Regions from separate parts of the Mus musculus genome. Here region 2 is linked to region 1. A link is a contact called in ENCODE Hi-C or POLR2A ChIA-PET data. All regions are on one chromosome and are shown on one strand. Each heading gives the region's core, a stretch centred on a gene start or an enhancer-like site at or near the end of the contact. The rest is flanking DNA. Distances are from core to core; before and after follow the strand shown.

What was found. A loop is a pair of places that touch in the nucleus more often than their neighbours do. ChIA-PET counts read pairs that join two places held with the same protein, here RNA polymerase II (POLR2A).
Region 2: POLR2A ChIA-PET joins it to region 1 with 16 read pairs in Patski. The contact joins the promoter of Cdk15 here to the promoter of Fzd7 in region 1. A Hi-C loop is called at or near these places in 1 of 37 maps with a recorded cell type or tissue (gastrocnemius). POLR2A ChIA-PET finds 5 or more read pairs at or near these places in 3 of 5 experiments (Patski and embryonic stem cell).

Annotation. Positions count from the first base shown.
Region 1 is chr1:59,480,795-59,484,940 of GRCm38, forward strand. It overlaps Fzd7 (frizzled class receptor 7), which reads left to right and starts at 1,353. Exons shown (of 1, transcript NM_008057.3): 1 at 1,353-4,146. The coding sequence starts at 2,166. The coding sequence ends at 3,884.
Region 2 is chr1:59,255,168-59,259,141 of GRCm38, forward strand. Cdk15 (cyclin-dependent kinase 15) reads left to right here and starts at 1,739. Exons shown (of 14, transcript NM_001033373.3): 1 at 1,739-1,931; 2 at 2,649-2,789; 3 at 3,536-3,630. The coding sequence starts at 1,806.

The sequences.
Region 1 (4,146 bases), core at 103-2,602:
CAAACCCCAGCACCCAAGTGAGACAGGCAGAAGGACTCAGCCAGGAAAAAAACGTTTAAAATGATTGCAGAGACAGATTCAACGATTCAACTTGTCACTTTCCTGCATGGGAATTCATAGTATTCATGATATTTCTTGCTGGCTCCTGTGAGAGGGCAGAGGCCCCTTAGTAACTTCTGACCGGTCGGGGCAATCAGACAACGCGCACGAGCGCCCAGTGCCTGGAGCGGGGTTAAGATTTGACCAAGAACAAAAGAAAGCTTGCCAATCAGAAAATGCTACCCCACAAGGAAAATAACCCCTCTTTGTGTCTCGAAAGCCCTTTAATTAGCAAATGCCCTGCTTTCTAACGCGCGTTAAAACATTTCTATGTAGATTCCAAATGGAAAGATCAAATGGTTGCTTCTGCAACGAAGAAGGGGTCCCTGAAGGCCACACACCTCAGAAAAAAAAAAGGAAAACGGGGCAACCGAAGGCGCTCTGTAAATCGTACAGAGTTCCGAGGCCCTCGGTCTCAGGTTACTTTCATAAGCATTCCCCCAGAGCTGCCTTGGAGTTAAAAAAAAAAAAAAAAAAAAAAAAGAGCCTCTTGGGCTCCCCAGGCTCCCAGCAGTATGTCCGGGAGGGGTGGCAGGCTCGTGTGTGCAGCGGATCCCCAGCTCTGGGCCTTCTCCTCCGAGGGTCTGCACTTCCTCCCGCCACAAGTCCGCCCCTCGGCCGACTCGGGTTTCTCCCTCCAGGATGCCCCCCTTTTTTGTAACTGGGGGAGGGAGAGGGAATTGTGCCTTCACGTGGTCGGTTGGGGTAGGGGAAGAAAAAACGATTCTTAGTCGCACCCCTTTCTCGACTCATACTGATGCTAACCAAAATTCTCCCGCCCTCGCCTGCCAGGCAAGGCTAACGTGACTCCGGGTCACGTCTTTCTGCCCTGGTGCTGTACTATTCTCAGCTTCTCCCCAAAGCCTTCGGCGAATGCCCCCTTTTGTTCGGAAATGTGTATTTTAGGGTACCCGGAAGAGGAACCAATCTTACAGGCAAGTTCCCTTTCTGGTGCGTTTTTTTCTCCCTTGAGCAAATTCTGGGTAAAAGTTTTTCCTAACTTTTCTCTCAGTCCCCCGCCCCTCCCCTCAGGAATCCGCCCAGAGCTCTTTAAGCACCGCCTTCCTTGTTTCCTCGGCCGCCCCTTCCGACTTCCACCCAATCGGAACAGGTCCACAGAGAAAACAAAGCGCGCTATTGGATGTCCAGAGGGCTCGGGGCCCGCCCCCGGAGTGGTTTGTGAATGGGGGGAGGGGAGGGGGCGGGGCGGCCCGCAGCCCTGCAAGCCCGACGCTTCTTCTAGCCACCAGTGCGGCTCCCAGGCGTTACTCCGCGCTCCTTCCCTGGCGGGCGGTGCTGGACGCGGAGAGTCGCGGGCTGGGACTGCGCGGGGCAGGAGAGGCCGGGTGCAGGCAGGCCGCGGGTGCAGGGGCCTCGGCGCTTCGGATTCCGTGCAACTCCGTTTCCAAAACCAGCTTGTCCAGCTCTTACCTCCCGAGCACCGATCAGACTCAAAGCGAGAACGAGCCATTTGACTTGAAACTTGGGGCCGACCTTCCTAGGACTGAAGGAGGCTCCAGAATCAGAAGAGGCGGCTGCAGTGGCCCGCGGGGCCTCAAGGAGAGAAGGCGGAGCAGCACCACCGAGGCGACGGCCGGGGCGAGCAGGCAGGGACGCAGGGCGCTGGCCTGGCGGAGGCCTGGCTCGGTTTAGGGGACGTGCGTATCGGCGTGCGCCCGGGGCTCGAGAAACTTGGGCAAACTTTGAAGGGTAACCGGAGAAGCTTGTTGCTCGTCGCCGCAGAGAAAGCCGCACCGTTACGTCTCGGCGGGGAGGGTAAGGCGACACCCCTTCCCTCGATCCCCCACTCCAGGCCCAGGAGTTTGAACCTCCGGCGGCTGCGTGAGTGCCACGCGGAGGCGGCTGCGGCGCCCCCTCGGCTGGCGGCCTCGCCCCCGCTGTGCAGGCACCCTAGCACCCTCGGCTCCGCGCCGCCCACGGCCCGGCCCCGGCGCCGGGAGGACTCTCATGCGCCGGGCGCGGCGGCGCCTCCCTGTATCCAAGCCTCTCCCCAGCGCCTCGTCTTTTTCCTCCAGCTGAGAACGCCGCTGCACTCGCGACCGGCGATGCGGGGCCCCGGCACGGCGGCGTCGCACTCGCCCCTGGGCCTCTGCGCCCTGGTGCTTGCTCTTCTGGGCGCGCTGCCCACGGACACCCGGGCTCAGCCATATCACGGCGAGAAAGGCATCTCGGTACCGGACCACGGCTTCTGCCAGCCCATCTCCATCCCGTTGTGCACGGATATCGCCTACAACCAGACCATCCTGCCCAACCTGCTGGGCCACACGAACCAAGAGGACGCGGGCCTCGAGGTGCACCAGTTCTACCCTCTGGTAAAGGTGCAGTGTTCTCCTGAGCTACGCTTCTTCTTATGCTCTATGTACGCACCCGTGTGCACCGTGCTCGACCAAGCCATTCCTCCGTGCCGTTCCTTGTGCGAGCGCGCCCGACAGGGCTGCGAGGCGCTCATGAACAAGTTCGGCTTCCAGTGGCCAGAGCGGTTGCGCTGCGAGAACTTCCCAGTGCACGGTGCCGGCGAGATCTGCGTGGGGCAGAACACGTCCGACGGCTCCGGGGGCGCGGGCGGCAGTCCCACCGCCTACCCTACTGCTCCCTACCTGCCAGACCCACCTTTCACTGCGATGTCCCCCTCAGATGGCAGAGGCCGCTTGTCTTTCCCCTTCTCGTGTCCGCGCCAGCTCAAGGTGCCCCCCTACCTGGGCTACCGCTTCCTAGGTGAGCGTGACTGCGGTGCCCCGTGTGAGCCGGGCCGTGCTAACGGCCTCATGTACTTTAAAGAAGAGGAGAGACGGTTCGCCCGCCTCTGGGTGGGTGTGTGGTCAGTGCTGTGCTGCGCCTCGACGCTCTTCACGGTGCTCACCTACCTAGTGGACATGCGTCGCTTCAGCTATCCAGAGCGACCCATCATCTTCCTGTCGGGTTGCTACTTCATGGTGGCAGTGGCGCACGTGGCAGGCTTCCTGCTAGAGGACCGTGCCGTGTGCGTGGAGCGCTTCTCGGACGATGGCTACCGCACGGTGGCGCAGGGCACCAAGAAGGAGGGCTGCACCATCCTCTTCATGGTGCTTTACTTCTTCGGTATGGCCAGCTCCATCTGGTGGGTCATTCTGTCCCTCACTTGGTTCCTGGCAGCTGGCATGAAGTGGGGCCACGAGGCCATCGAGGCCAACTCGCAGTACTTTCATCTGGCCGCGTGGGCTGTGCCAGCGGTCAAGACAATCACCATTTTGGCCATGGGCCAGGTGGATGGTGACCTACTCAGTGGAGTGTGCTACGTGGGCCTGTCTAGTGTGGATGCATTGCGGGGCTTCGTGCTGGCGCCCTTGTTCGTCTACCTCTTCATCGGGACGTCCTTCCTGTTGGCCGGCTTTGTGTCTCTCTTTCGCATCCGCACCATCATGAAGCACGACGGCACCAAGACAGAGAAGCTGGAGAAGCTGATGGTGCGCATCGGCGTCTTCAGCGTGCTCTACACGGTGCCGGCCACCATCGTGTTGGCCTGCTACTTTTATGAGCAGGCCTTCCGAGAGCACTGGGAACGCACCTGGCTCCTGCAGACTTGCAAGAGCTACGCTGTGCCCTGCCCTCCGGGCCACTTCTCTCCCATGAGCCCCGACTTTACAGTCTTCATGATCAAGTACCTGATGACCATGATCGTGGGCATCACTACGGGCTTCTGGATCTGGTCGGGCAAGACCCTGCAGTCATGGCGTCGCTTCTACCACAGACTCAGCCACAGCAGCAAGGGGGAAACTGCGGTATGAGCCCCGGTCCTTACCCACCCTTGCCTCTTCTACCCTTTTACAGGAGGAGAGGCATGGTAGGGAGAGAACTGCTGGGTGGGGGCTTGTTTCCGTAAGCTACCTGCCCCCTCCACTGAGCTTTAACCTGGAAGTGAGAAGTTATTTGGAGGTGAGAAGAGATTTGGGGCGAGAGATGGTTTTGAGAGGAGGCCCAGATGAAAAAAGGCAAAGGCAGTGGCCGAAAAGACTTCTGGCTAAGACTTGCAGGACGATGCTAACTGTG
Region 2 (3,974 bases), core at 489-2,988, 230 kb before region 1:
TAAAATATATGCTCAAGGTTAATGTCTTAGGGTTTCCATGGCTGTGAAGAAACACCGTGACCATCGCAACTCTTATAAAGGAAAACACTTAGCTGGGGCTGGCTTACAGTTTCAGAGGGTCAGTCCATTAGCATCAAGGCAAGAAGCATGGTGGTGATGTGCAGGCAGATATGGTGCAGGAGAAAGAGCTGAGAGTTCTACATTTTGATCCACAGGCAGCAGGAGACTACTGGGGCTAGCTTGAGCATATGAGACTTCAAAGACCACTTTTACAATGAAACACTTCCTCCAACAAAGGCACACCTACTCCAACAAAGCCACACCTCCTAATGCCTTCACTGCCTATGGGCCAAACATTCAAATGTATGAGTCTATGGGGGCCATTTCTATTCAAACCACTACAATTAGATCACATAAAAGTAAAGATTTAACGGAGGAAAGTTCAGAAGTTAACTATCCAGGGTACTGTTGTGATAACACATAGCCCCCTTTCTCATATTGTTGTGTATGTTATTGTGATTGACATATTATGATGGAAATAATATTATGCACCTCTCATAGAAAAAGAGTTCTATCTACAATCACAGACTACAAAGCAGTTTGATCCAGATTAGATTCCTAGAAATGCCAAGTACTAATATAGTATTTATAGACACTAAACATTAATTATACTGATATGAAAGGAAGGGAGGAATGGGGGAATGAGGAGATATGTGCATGTACACACACATCACACTCTCACACACACCACACTCTCACAAACTCTCACACAAACACTCACACATATACCAAACTCTCACACACACCACACTCACACACACCACACTCTCACACAGTTTCTGTTTCCTCTTTATTTGAAATTTGAAAAGAATCTCATTATGTAGTCCAGACTAGTCTTGAACTCATCACCCTGCTGTTTCAGTCTCCAAAGTACTGAGATTACAAGTGTGCCACTGGGGGTTGGGGAGATGGCTCAACAGTTAAGAGCACTGTCTGCTCTTCCAGAGGTCTTGGGTCCATCATACCCAGCTCAAACTCCGCTCTCCACCCTGACTCTCCACTATTTGTAGAGTATTAGCAACACAGGTAATCACTAGTGTTTGAAGGAATAGCTTTGCCCTGTCAGACTGAGATTGACTTTCGTTTGGAGGCAGAGAAGGAGTCAGAATCCTCAGCTCTCTTTCCATACCACCGTTCTGTGGTTCCTTTGACTCTAAAAGTTGGCTAGTTTGCAAACTCATTTTAATGTTGGAAAAACCAATCTGAGTCAGATGGCTCTCATCTGCAATCCCGGGACTGGAGAAGCTGAGGCAGGAGGATTACCTCCACTTGGAAACTAGCTGGGCTGCTGGGAGAGACTGCCTCAAAAGAAAAACAAGTTTGAAACCCAAGAGGCTTTCAGATGAAAGCAAGGGATAGAACACCCCTCAGCATGACCACTTTAGCCCCAGGGTAGGCCAATAAACACTAGGGTTATGCACATTCTGGGAAAGCGAGTGTATCCACAGAACTGACTTGTGGCTGGAGTGAGAGAGAGCTTACTCCAGTGTGCCCAGTTGTATTCTCTCGGGCAGAGCCTCCTTGTTTTTGAGTGTGCACACATGAGCGCTAGCTGCTGCGGTTCTGATGCATTCTTTGCACTGATGAGCTAAAACTGCTGAAGTCATGAGACTGCTCCAGGCAGAGCCCTCGTGTGAGTCACAGAGAAGCTCCTCTCTGCTGACCTCTGGCAGAGGGGGAGCAAATGAGAAGAGGCGGGTGGGAAGAGGTTCAAGGGCGGGTTTTCTCCTTGAACCTGGGCTAGTATGGGTCAAGAGCTGTGTGCAAAGAGGCTACAGCCAGGATGCAGTTGCTACCACCGTTCGGAGGGAGGGGAGGCGCACAGCTGTCAGAGAAGCCAGCCTGGAAGCACCGAGCCTGCTGTATTCGAGGTACTCGTATCCCGGGAGGAGCATCTTTCTTTATTAGTAAACCAAGCAATTCAGACAGACACTCCCTTTTGTAACAGAGTCTTATTCCTCTGCGGTAGGTCTAAACTCATAAAAAGAAAATTCTATTAAAGTCACAGAGGATTTATGGTTGTAGTTATCAAGTTTGGGGATGTACTTGTAAACCAGAAGAGGGGAATAAGCCTTGGGTTTGGCCGCTTTTGACTTGAAATAGAGAAAGTGGTTCTTCTCTGGACGTCTCTGAGCCACTAAATTGCAGGGCTGAACTGTAGAGGGCAAGCTGCCATACCGGTAGGTCCGCTGTGGATTCTCAGTTTCAGTAATTAGCTCGTGATTATTAGCAGTATCTTACTAAATTATTCTAAGGCATTACATTAAGTACCAAGGAAGGTGGGCAGGTACGGAGGAAACTGAGTTAAATGAAGAAATTGGGAGACACCCTTAAGGAGACTGGGTTAAACTGTGTAGGTGAAGGAAAAATTTAGTATTTCAGTAATTGGTACCATGGTTGTCTCTAAGAGATCTGACTTTCAGGAAACCTGCCTTTCAGGGGTGTGGGAAGCTTACAAACAATCAAACCAAAAACAAACAAACAAACAAACAAACCAAAAACAGGCAAATAAAACAAAGAAAAGGTTTTGCCAGCCATCACATTGTGACTTTGTACACATTTTGCTCCTGTACGTTCTTTTCCTCTAGCTAACAGAAGCATCCAGTTCCACGGCTTCATTTCACCCCAGGGGACTGGAGGCTGCCAGTGCCCAGAAGTTGAAGAGTAAAAGGCCCCGGAGTAACAGTGATTCTTTTCAGGAAGAGAATCTGAGGCAGGGGTTGCCATGGGTGAGTGAACTGCTGACAGGCATCAAGGAGAATTTCATGGGTGCCTGTCTAGGGAAGCTAGCCCTCACCTTCCAGGGATGCCTGTGTGGGCTTGCAAGTGCACTTACACATAGACAGATACACAGACATACACACACATGCACACACAGAGAGACAGTCACACAGACACACATGCACAGGCACATATACAGACACACACATACACATACACATACAAACATGCACACACACACACACACATGCACAAACAGGCATGCACACACAACACTCAGACATATACAGGTACACATGCAGACAGACACATACACATACAAACATGCACACATACACACACACATGCACAAACAGACATGCACACACAACACACAGACATACACAGGCACACATGCAGACAGACACATACACATACAAACATGCACACACACACATGCACAAACAGGTATACACACACAACACACAGACAGACATACACAGGCACACATGCAGACAGACAGACACTGACACAGAGACAGACACACATGGACATGGACACAGACATATACACAAACACATACACATAGACACACACGAACACATACATACATACAAACATGCACACAGATAGACAGACAGACAGAAAGACAGATACACACACACACACACACACACACACACACACTGCTATCTAATGTCCCTAGGGAAAATATAAGTCATATTTTTTATGTGTTCTTTCTGTCTTCCCACCTCTCACCCCACCCTTTGAACAGAAGAAGAGCCTCCCTTTTGGGGCAGCCTCATCTTACTTGAACTTGGAGAAGCTGGGTGAAGGTTCTTATGCCAAAGTTTACAAGGGCATCAGCAGGTAAGTGACTCATGAAGACTTTTGATGAGGGCATCTCCTATTGCATTACAAGGCCAACTGACAGCACACACATTCAGTCTTTGGGACTGAGGCAGGACATCTGGAACAAAAGGATGGTAGACATGGTAGAGCATTTGTTTTGTTTTGTATGGTTTTGGATTTTTAAAAAGATTTTATTTTATTTATATGAGTATATTGTTGCTGTCTTCAGACACACCAGAAGAGGGCATCGGACTCCATTACAGATAGTTGTGAGCCACCATGTGGTTGCTGGGAATTGAACTCAGGACCTCTGGAAGAGCAGTCAGTACTCTTATATGTTTGTCTTTTTAAAAAATATTTAT